Regions from separate parts of the Homo sapiens genome. Here region 2 is linked to region 1. The links are chromatin contacts, found by Hi-C or POLR2A ChIA-PET in ENCODE. All regions are on one chromosome and are shown on one strand. The core of a region is the stretch at or near the end of the contact, and the rest is flanking DNA. Distances in the headings are between cores, read along the strand shown.

Region 1 (5,029 bases), core at 1,850-4,349:
TTGCAAGATTTGATAAAGTATGTAAAATCTAGTGTAAGTGCCTGATACATAGCAAGGGCTCCGTTAATTCTAGATGCTGCCTATTATCATTATTAAATGAGCAAAAACAACTATTGTGATTACTCTTCTACCCTAGCCCTCTGACGTAACAGCCAATGAGCTAGAAAACCATGTGGACTCCTATGAAGCCATTCTAAGTCACCTGGTCCTATAGCTGAAGGACTGTGAAGTTCCAAACTTCAATCTGACAACCCCTAAGAAGGTCTTCCCTGGTTCTGGCTTGCAGGGATATCAGGAGTATGCAGGTGACTCCCAAAGCAGAAAGGTCATAAAGGACAAGGGCAGGTTAGATGGGTCCATTGAGAGACGGAGAAGCCCCCTGCTCCTCACTGAGTTGTGGTCAGGGGCAGTGGAGAAAGGTCTGAGGTCCAAGGGGACCCCAAGTCTGAATATAACGCAGCCACAGAATGCCTGTGCTGAAGTGAGACTGCTCCAGGGAGACAAGCAGTAGCACAATGTCCCGAGTTGAGGGGTTGGGGTTGTCCTCCCCTGGCCCAGGGAACACTATGCCCAGGGCAGCCTGATGTCACAACTGGTAAGGACCACTGGAGCCTGAGTCGGGAGGAAAACAGCCTGGGTGGTCATAAAGAATGGCAGAGGGCCAGAGCAGGGATGTGGCAAGACTGACACCCTTGAAGTCACCAGAAAGCTATCCCCTTGGACTTGGGCAGAAGTGTCTCTTAATATGATGATGTATTATCATTAATAGTTGCCACCTGCTACCATGTATTGAGCACCTATTGTGTGCCAGACCTAGCACTTAGCTCTTTACATGGGTTATCTCATGTGATCATTGTAAGAACCCTAAGGAGGTTTTTCTTACTATCCTCCATTTTACAGGTAAGAAAACTGAGGCTCAAAGAGGTTAAATCAGTTGTTCCAGGTGCATAGCTTGGGCACCTAGCTTGCAAGTGACAAGGCGAGCCCAATGCCACCCACACCAGCTCTGGTTCTTTGCCTCCAGCCCTGGCTCCTTTCTCCAACCATCTTCCCTCTCTGCCCCGGGCAGGTGGGGAGAAAAGGAAGAAAGAGAGGCCCACGTCATGTGTTTCAGCTTCCCTTTCCCTCTCTGCTGGTGCCCACTGGCCCTCACACCCATTTCTTGTTGCAGGAAGGTGAACAAGTGCTACCGGGGCCGCTCCTGCCCCATCATCGTGCACTGCAGGTGGGTGGAGAGGAGATTCATCTCTCTGGTCCCACTCCCTGTGTGCGTCTCCTGTGCACATTGCCTGCCTGTCCCCTTGGTGCTAGCAAACTGCAGGCATAGTCCAAATCCAGCACACCACCTGTTTTTAATGGCCAAGACCTAAGCGTGGCATTCACAGTTTTAAATGGGTGAAGAAAAAAGAAGAAAAGTATGTGATACAAACTGTATGTGGCCCACAAAGTTGAAAATATTGACCATTGGCCCCCTATACACAAAAAGCTGGCTGAAGGCTAGAGAGGCCCATCCAATTCCCTCCTGCTGCCTCTGCTTCTGGGCTGAGCCATGGCTCTCCTCTTTGGTTGTCCCATTGCCCAAATGACACCCACAGGTCACAGACTCCCCTCTCAAGGCCCAAGTCCCAGCGTGCAGGTGCTATGAGCTTTCCTTCATCCTCGGCTCACTGTCCCTCTCCAAGCCAACCCCAACGGGTCACCCAGTGTCCTCCCCTCCCCCAGGCCTCCAGGCCTCCTCGCCTCCTCCGTCCCTCCCCCTTTCTGCTGCATCTCAAGCTAAACCTGTCACTAACTCCTGTTTCAGTGATGGTGCGGGGAGGACCGGCACCTACATCCTCATCGACATGGTCCTGAACCGCATGGCAAAAGGTAGGGAGCTTCCCCACGGTGCCCGCAGCCCCCAGGCCCTTTTTAGAGGCTCCCCAGCACACAGGGTCCTGGGAGCTCAGAAGGAGCAGGTTGTCAACCTCCAGGCTCTGCCCAGCCCTCCAAGGCTCTTTGCCTCCAGGAGGCCTCAGGTTTTCTGGGTCCTGTCCTCCTCTGGACACCCCCTGAGCAGCCCCATCCCCACCTCCATCTCCAGGAGTGAAGGAGATTGACATCGCTGCCACCCTGGAGCATGTCCGTGACCAGCGGCCTGGCCTTGTCCGCTCTAAGGTGACCATGCCTTCCTGCCCCAACCCCAGCTCCCACCCTTCCCTAGCACCCACTTCTTGGCCACCCCAGGGAAAGCAGCAGCTGCCAACCTTTCCCACCTGCTTCTGCGCCTCCTCCAGGAGGGCTCCCTTCCTCCCAGGGGACCTGCCCAGGGCCCTCCCCCCACCAAAAGCCCCCCATCTTGAGGGCAGAGCACAGGTCAGCCCTCTCCATGACCATCCTACCACTGCCCTTCCTCAGGACCAGTTTGAATTTGCCCTGACAGCCGTGGCGGAGGAAGTGAATGCCATCCTCAAGGCCCTGCCCCAGTGAGACCCTGGGGCCCCTTGGCGGGCAGCCCAGCCTCTGTCCCTCTTTGCCTGTGTGAGCATCTCTGTGTACCCACTCCTCACTGCCCCACCAGCCACCTCTTGGGCATGCTCAGCCCTTCCTAGAAGAGTCAGGAAGGGAAAGCCAGAAGGGGCACGCCTGCCCAGCCTCGCATGCCAGAGCCTGGGGCATCCCAGAGCCCAGGGCATCCCATGGGGGTGCTGCAGCCAGGAGGAGAGGAAAGGACATGGGTAGCAATTCTACCCAGAGCCTTCTCCTGCCTACATTCCCTGGCCTGGCTCTCCTGTAGCTCTCCTGGGGTTCTGGGAGTTCCCTGAACATCTGTGTGTGTCCCCCTATGCTCCAGTATGGAAGAATGGGGTGGAGGGTCGCCACACCCGGCTCCCCCTGCTTCTCAGCCCCGGGCCTGCCTCTGACTCACACTTGGGCGCTCTGCCCTCCCTGGCCTCACGCCCAGCCTCCTCCCACCACCCTCCCACCATGCGCTGCTCAACCTCTCTCCTTCTGGCGCAAGAGAACATTTCTAGAAAAAACTACTTTTGTACCAGTGTGAATAAAGTTAGTGTGTTGTCTGTGCAGCTGCAACCCAGACTCCTACGCATTTCTGTCCGCTGTGCATCTGGACTCCAGCCCCAGCCTCAGCCCGGAGCCGGTCCCTGCTGGTCTCTCAGGAGGTGCAGAGAGCACAGCAGGAGAGCGCCAGCTGCCAGTAAGGCCCTTCTAGGTGGGAACACTACGTTAGAACGAGGCTTCCTATGCAGCCAGCAGTCTCCAAGGTGCTTTACATGATGAGTCCCATTTTACAGATGGAAAGACTGAGGCACAGAACTTGCTTGTGGTAACACGTAACACAACTTGTAAGATTGTAAGGTGCAATGGCTCATGCCTGTAATCCCAGCTCTTTGGGAGGCTGAGGCAGGCAGATCACCTGATGTCAGGAGTTGGAGACCAGCCTGGCCAACATGGAGAAATCCCGTCTTTACTAAAAATACAAAATTAGCCGGCCATGGTGGCTCGCGCCTGTAATCCCAGCACTTTGGGTGGCTGAGGCAGGCATATCACCTGAGGTCAGGAGTTCGAGACCAGCCTGGCCAACATGGCAAAACCCTGTCTCTACTAAAAATACAAAAAAATTAGCCATGTGTAGTGGCGGGTACCTGTAATCCCAGCTACTTGGGAGTCTGAGGCAGGAGAATCACTTGAACCCGGAAGGTGGAGTTTGCAGTGAGCCGAGAGTGTGCCGCTGCACTCCAGCCTGGGTGACAGAGTGAGACCCTGTCTCAAAAAAAAAAAAAAAAAAGATTGTAAGGTGGAGTTAGAGTTTGCACCTGGCTGACTAACCTCCTCTCTACTACCTCTCCTCTCAATTCTTTTTTTGTTTTTGGGGTTTTTTTGGAGACAGAGTCTTGCTCTGTCACCCAGGCTGGAGTGCAGTGGCGCGATCTCGGCTCACTGCAACCTCTGCCTCCTGGGCTCCAGCGATTTCCCTGCCTCAGCCGCCTGAGTAGCTAGGATTACAGGCACCCACCACCAAGCCCGGCTAATTTTTTATATTTTTAGTAGAGACGGGGTTTCGCCATGTTGCCCAGGCTGGTCTGGACTCCTGAGCTTCAGACAATCTGCCCGCCTTGGCCTCCCAAAGTGCTGGGATTACAGGCGTGAGCCACCGCGCCTAGCCTCCTCTCAGTTCTTGGCAGCTGCTTTGTGCCCTTCTGCTGCCAGATTGAGGTGAGGCCTGAACAAAGTGATATTAGCAAAGTGTCTGCCACACCTTAGGCAAAACTATAGCAAAACTCTGCCAGTGAGTCTAGGCTAGGCCTGTGAGATGCTAGGACAGGCGTTCCCCTGGGGATAAAGGACACTTTCTGTCTCACCCCAGCTCCCAGAACCCTCCACCCTGTATAGTCCCAGAAGGCACACTCACCTGCATGTCAGGAGGTGTCCTTGGACAAATGGGGTGGACATGAAATAAGGCAAAAAGAGCCTTAGGCCTGGGGCTACTTGGAAGTTAGGGCTACTTACCTGTGCTGAGACTCAGTCTCCTTAATTAAAAAACAGGGCAAGCACCATCTGCCCTGAGCAGGAGTGAAGGGACCCGCCAGCAGACCACAGGCCCTCCCGCTGTCTCACCCACGCTCTGCTGAGGCTCAGTGTCAGTGATAGCCATCTCAAGGGCTAGACAGACGTAGAAGAAACAGCCATTTGCAAACTTCCACCCGACTCAGGATGGAGGTTTGAAATTCCTCTTTCAGGGTAGGCTGCTTCTTCACTTTGAGAAAAATATAGTAGAGGCCCTTTGGTGATTGACGGTGAAGCAAGAGCCTGTCCTGGAATAGAAGAGAGGCCTGGGGAGCCACCTGGCCCTGCCTGACAACGGAAAGGTGCTTGTCCCAGCACAGCGGCTAGAGATGAAAGGGAAGGGGTACCTGGCTTTTTCTTCCGTGGGCCCTGATGAGTTTGGGGCCTGGGCCCTGGGTGGGCTGGACTCATGCCACACCACATGCCACTGGCTCACACCTCGGGCTGAGCCAATGAAACCTAC
Region 2 (5,029 bases), core at 866-3,365, 230 kb before region 1:
AGGGGCATCAGACAATGCCACACTCAAGAAAGAGGAAGACACAGCGCCCTCAGCAGGCTTAGTTCTACACGTGCATACAGGGACCCCCCACCTCCACCGCCACCCATGAGCTTTTCAGGGCCACTTCCTCCCTACAGTGGATCTAGGAGGCAATGGCTGAGGTGTTTGTTCAAATGTAAATGTGTGAGCTGTGGTGGAAGGGACAGGGGAGCCCTAGGAGCCAGGGAGGGCTGGGGGCCGTGGAAGAAGGCTGTGGTCCCCGGCGGGCGCCGCGCTTCCACGGGAGAGGAGAACGGGAGGATGAAGGCCTCCGGGACCCAGGTAAACGGTCAAAACCATTCCCCAGGCAGCGACCGCTTAGGCCTTACACCCTAGAAAGTCAGTTTTTAATTGGTGAATTGGTAAGTAAGTCCTTCCCTGACATTCCCGCCCCTCGATGCAAAGTTCCTCGTCAAGAGTTTTGCTTATACAGTGGAGCACACTCCCACAGCCAGGCGGGAGTTCAGGAGACAAGACAGAAAGAGGCGGCGGGGACGGTGGGTGGGTGGGTGTGCGCCTGCCAGGATCCCTGGCCCCCCGCCCTCTCCCGCACACACAGCCTGGCCGCCCAGGCCTGGCCCACCCGCACCCAGAGGGCCGCACCCACCGGCTCGCGCGCCTCGCCGCCCTCCGCTCCCTCCCGCGGGCCAGGCATCCATCACGGCTCCCGAGCGCCCTCCCTCCCATCTCCTGCGGGCTCCTCCGCTCTCCTCCCTGGGTCTGCCTCATTTGCATTCCCCCGGCTCCCGGCTCCTCGGCAAAGTGACCTCCGCACACAGCAGCGCCAGAGGCTTCCACCGCGGAGGGAAACACCGCCGCCCGCCCCCGCGGCGGCCGGGGAGGGGGCGACGGGGGCGGGGGTCCCGAGGAGATGGATGCGGAGCTGGGCCTGGCTGGCGGGCCTGAAGCGGCCAAAAGGCCCGGGGCCGGGGGCACTGAGGGACTTGGGTGCTCGGGTGGGATTTGAACCCGCGACCTCAGATCCCCAGCCAGGCGGGAGTGAGACATGATCAGCACGAGGCCCGGGAGGCTGCGACCAGAAACGGAACCCCTACTGGGAACCTGGGGCTCCCCAACGTCCCGTTTCCTTCCCCCGTGAGCCCCCACTGGGGAGGGGCCGACCCCACCGGGCAGTCGCCCAGGGGTTCCCAGCCCTCCCCGGGGACCTGCCCAGCCCCCACCCCACCCTCCGGGCCCGCCGAGCCGCCTCCCCTCCCCCCGTTTGGTATTTACACCTTCCACACATTTGTAAGCTATTATCCTGTCCACGCTTAGTCACCGCTGAGCCAAGCGCCACGGATTTAGCTCCTTTAATCTTTCCTCCTAAATCAATCCTCCATTTCCCCTTAATCATCCCGTGGCTCCTCTCTGAACTCTTGCTGCCGCCTCGGCTGCTGCAGCCCGTGCCTATCTCTCTGGAACTGCTCCCCCTCCAACCCAACACCCACGGGTGTCCCAAGGGCATGGTGAGCATTTGAGGGGTGGGTTGGATTTCCAGCGCTGCCAGCCCCAGCCTAGGAGCCAGGGGAAGAAGTGCAGACCCCTGCCCACCTCTTCCTAGAAAACACACCACTGAACCTTCCCATCTCCACTCTCAGGATCTCTGCCCCTCTGTCCTCCTCCTGCCTTCCCATCCTCACTCATCCTTCTGAAGACCCTAAGTTTCCACCATGATTTGCAAAAAAATTAAAAAACAAACAAACGTGGCAGATCTTCTCCCCTCGGGCCTCCTGCCCCCAGTGCTGGCCGTTCCCACCTCCTCTTCCCAGCTGCTCAAAGGAGGTGGGCTGCAGGGCCAGCCTGGAAGGGCAAGGAATACTTATAACTCAGGAATACTTATAACTTATAACTCAGAGGCAGCCTGAGGCCGGCCTCTGTCCCCTCCTGCAGGGTGGCTGTCCATCTCTCCTGGACCACCTCAGGCTCCACCCCCTTCACTCCCTCCTGCCTGCCCATGGGACCCACTGACGACTCGGGGACTGAGTAGCTTGGGTCTTGGCATTCCAATGCTCCCTGTAGTGCTTCCTGGGTGCCCCTGCCTCTCCATTCCTGATCCTTCCTGCCCCCTGCCTGGACCTAGCAGAGGCAGCCCTGCCGCCAGCCACAAGAGGGAGCAGATTCCTCCCAAGAAGCAGAAGGGCAGGGGTGGGGGTCCAGGAAGGAGTGCGGGCAGGGGAGACAGAGGGAGGATCAGAGGGGGACAGGACGTGGGGCCATTTCTTCAAACGCTAATCAGCATCTTCCGGCAGTGTCTGAGAAGCTGAGCTGATAATGAGCCCAGCTCGGGGCTGATTCCTGATTAATGAAGAGGCCACGGGGCTGCTGAGTGGGGCTGGGTGGGGCATGTCCCTCATGGCCCTCCCACTGCCCTTGAAGACCAGCCCTCTGAGACAGTAACAGTCACTGCCCTTCCCTGCCAGGCCACACCACTTACATCCCCTCCACCCACTCCACTGCCCAAGCAGGCAGGCTGACAGCACCCCTCCAGGAGGGTCTGAGCCGCAGCTGGTGTGGGGTGGAAGGTGGGGAGGGTGGGTGCACCTGGTTCTGCAATCTGAGGGGTTGGCAGCCCTCAGTATTTTTTAAATCAGTTACTGTTCTATTAAAATAATCACGATTTGGAGCTGCTTTTGACAGACTGGAAGACCCAGCCATGCTGGGCTCCTCACACAGGGCAACAGTTAGCTAGGGCTGAGAAGCAGCTGCGTCCTTCAAGACTAAGTGGTCTTCAGTTCTCCTCAGACCCCACCCTTCCCTACTGTATCCCCCCACCCCAACCTGACCTGCCTGGCTCCTGAGGGCAGGATCAGCCCTGAACCAGATGTTGAACTAAATGTGCTTAAGGCTCATGCCTCAGGAGAAGCTGGGACCACAGGGAACAGAGGGCTGGACAGGCAGGGGGAGTCAGAGGCAAGCCTGTGCGGTAGATAAGAGGCTTGAACCCACCTCAGTGGGCACCCTCTCCCTTCCACAGCCAACGGGGCAAGGGGCAGCCCTTGGAACCTCCAACCCAGTGGCAAAGATGTAGAGTTGGGATGGAGTGTGGAGTAGCTCCTCCCAGGGCCAAGTGTAGGGGGTGGAGGGCAGAGACTGTCAGTAGTGGCCTGACCACACACTGGGAAGAGAAGGAGCTAAGGAGGTCGCTGGGACAGAAGGAGTGGGTGCTAAGGAGCCCGAAACTGGGTCCTGGGACAGCCAGAGAGAGAGAGGGCTTGCATGCTTTCTGTGCCTCAGAGCTGTCCTGGCTGGCGGCTGGGTGGGGCAGGGAGAGGAGAGAGGAGGGCAGGGGAGGGACTGCCCAGCTGGAAGAGGCCTTGTCTAATTGTGCCTGATTAGTAGAGAGGAAGAGAACAGGGCGAGTGATTAATAGTCATGGCAGTCACCAGCATGTGGAGAAGGAGGGTCGGGAGGGGGAGGGAGACCGGAGAGCCCATAGGGGATGGAGATAGTGAGGCGCCCACAGGGCCCCAGGCTCCTGGCCCCCCGGGGCTGCCTGGACCCTTGAGGACCCTGAGGAGTGGGGCTGGCTCCTACCCATGCCTCCTCAGGGTTTCTTCGCCTCCCCCAGCCTCAATTTTCCAGACAGTAGCGTGGAAAAGACCAAGGTCATGTCCTGCACCTGGGAAGAAAGCACCTTTGCTCACGTGGTGTCTCCAGACACCCCACTGCCCCCAGCCCCCAGCCCCCAGACACAGGCCCTATCCTCAGCTCCACCTGAGATCACAGCCCACAGAGTAGATGGCCCGACTTCCAGTCACAGCCCGCAGCTACCCTTTATATCCTGTGGTCCCAGTTGTAATCCCAGCCCTGCCCTACCCAGACAATCTCATTCCTAGGGCCATCCAGAGCTGCGCTGTCCAACACGGCAGCCTATAGCCACGTATGGCTATTTGAATGTAAAATTCATTTTCTCTGTCGCACTAATCGCATTTCAAGTGCTCAACAGCCACATGTGGCTAGTGACTACCAAGTTGGACAAGCACAGGTGCAGAGCGTGTCCATCACCACAGAATGTTCTATTGGCAGCACTGATCTAGACAGTGTGTGCGCACTCCTGCACCTATGCACACGTGCATGCATATTTTGGAGGGCTGGATAGAATGGAAATGCTAGTACAGGGCAGAGGAGGGTGTGGGCCAGAGGGTCAAAAGCGGGGCGATGACTAGGTAATGGAGAGTAATGAAGATGCCAGCACATGGGTCGGAAACCAGTAGGTGGTGCTGACAACAGTCAGGTTAAAGATAGCCAGCAGTTGGGGTGGCGGCATTTATAACAGCTGACGCTTACACAGAGTATACGATGTGTGTGCCAGGTAGTGTGCTAAGCTCTTTAGGAGCATCTCTTTAATCCTCACAACAACCCCCAATTTTTAGGTTCTAATATCCTATTTAAAGAATACACCCAGCACTTTGGGAGGCCAAGGCGGGCGGATCACGAGGTCAGGAGATCGAGACCATCCTGGCTAACACAGTGAAACCCCATCTGTACTAAAATTACAAAAAATTAGCCGGGCGAGGTGGCGGGCACCTGTAGTCCCAGCTACTCAGGAGGCTGAGGCAAGAGAATGGCATGAACCCCGGGGGGCGGAGCCTGTAGTGAGCCGAGATCGCGCCGCTGCACTCCAGCCTGGGCAACAACGAGACTCTGTCTCAAAAAAACAAACAAAAAAAAGAATACACAAACCGATGCTCACAGAAGCTTTTTGGCTTCCCCACGGCCACACAGCTTAATGCGTAGAGCCGAGGTTCGAATCCTGGTGGTCCCCAGGTGAGAGGAGATGCTGAATTTTAGAGCCACCCTTGCATTTTACAGCTCAAGAAATGAAGCCTAGGGAGAAAGAGTGATTTCTGCCTTTTAGTAAGAGGGCAGGCTGAGAGCAGGCCGCAGTGGGGAAGGTAGAACTGGGGCTTGGAGGAAGGGGGTGTGGGTAGCAGATGGCGGCAGGAATCAGGGAGGAAGGGAGAGCTGTCTACAAGGCTGGGGGTGGGGG

The links. Hi-C counts contacts between places; a loop is a spot of excess contacts on that map. ChIA-PET counts read pairs that join two places held with the same protein, here RNA polymerase II (POLR2A). Pooled maps may share reads with other maps.
Region 2: a pooled map of heart left ventricle shows a loop between it and region 1 (1.9-fold over the local background). The contact joins two enhancer-like sites. A Hi-C loop is called at or near these places in 10 of 168 maps with a recorded cell type or tissue (HepG2, IMR-90, PC-9 and 7 more), 1 of 37 single-sample maps with no recorded cell type and 19 of 50 pooled maps. POLR2A ChIA-PET finds 5 or more read pairs at or near these places in 3 of 52 experiments (H1 and T-cell).

Annotation. Positions count from the first base shown.
Region 1 is chr2:219,287,666-219,292,694 of GRCh38, reverse strand. PTPRN (protein tyrosine phosphatase receptor type N) reads left to right here. Exons shown (of 23, transcript NM_002846.4): 20 at 1,172-1,225; 21 at 1,805-1,869; 22 at 2,084-2,157; 23 at 2,398-3,072. The coding sequence ends at 2,469. Among named protein-coding and RNA genes, the nearest start is that of MIR153-1, 4.0 kb to the left of the region's middle. Within about 2 kb of position 3,099, at least 16 of the 41 ENCODE cell types and tissues checked have a DNase peak (open chromatin) inside an H3K27ac peak, as active enhancers do; they include ascending aorta, where a contact is called at or near this core.
Region 2 is chr2:219,518,585-219,523,613 of GRCh38, reverse strand. All of the region lies in intron 1 of ASIC4 (acid sensing ion channel subunit family member 4), which reads right to left. Among named protein-coding and RNA genes, the nearest start is that of ASIC4-AS1, 4.0 kb to the right of the region's middle. RefSeq lists enhancers at 1-203, 204-704. Within about 2 kb of position 2,115, at least 6 of the 41 ENCODE cell types and tissues checked have a DNase peak (open chromatin) inside an H3K27ac peak, as active enhancers do; they include ascending aorta, where a contact is called at or near this core.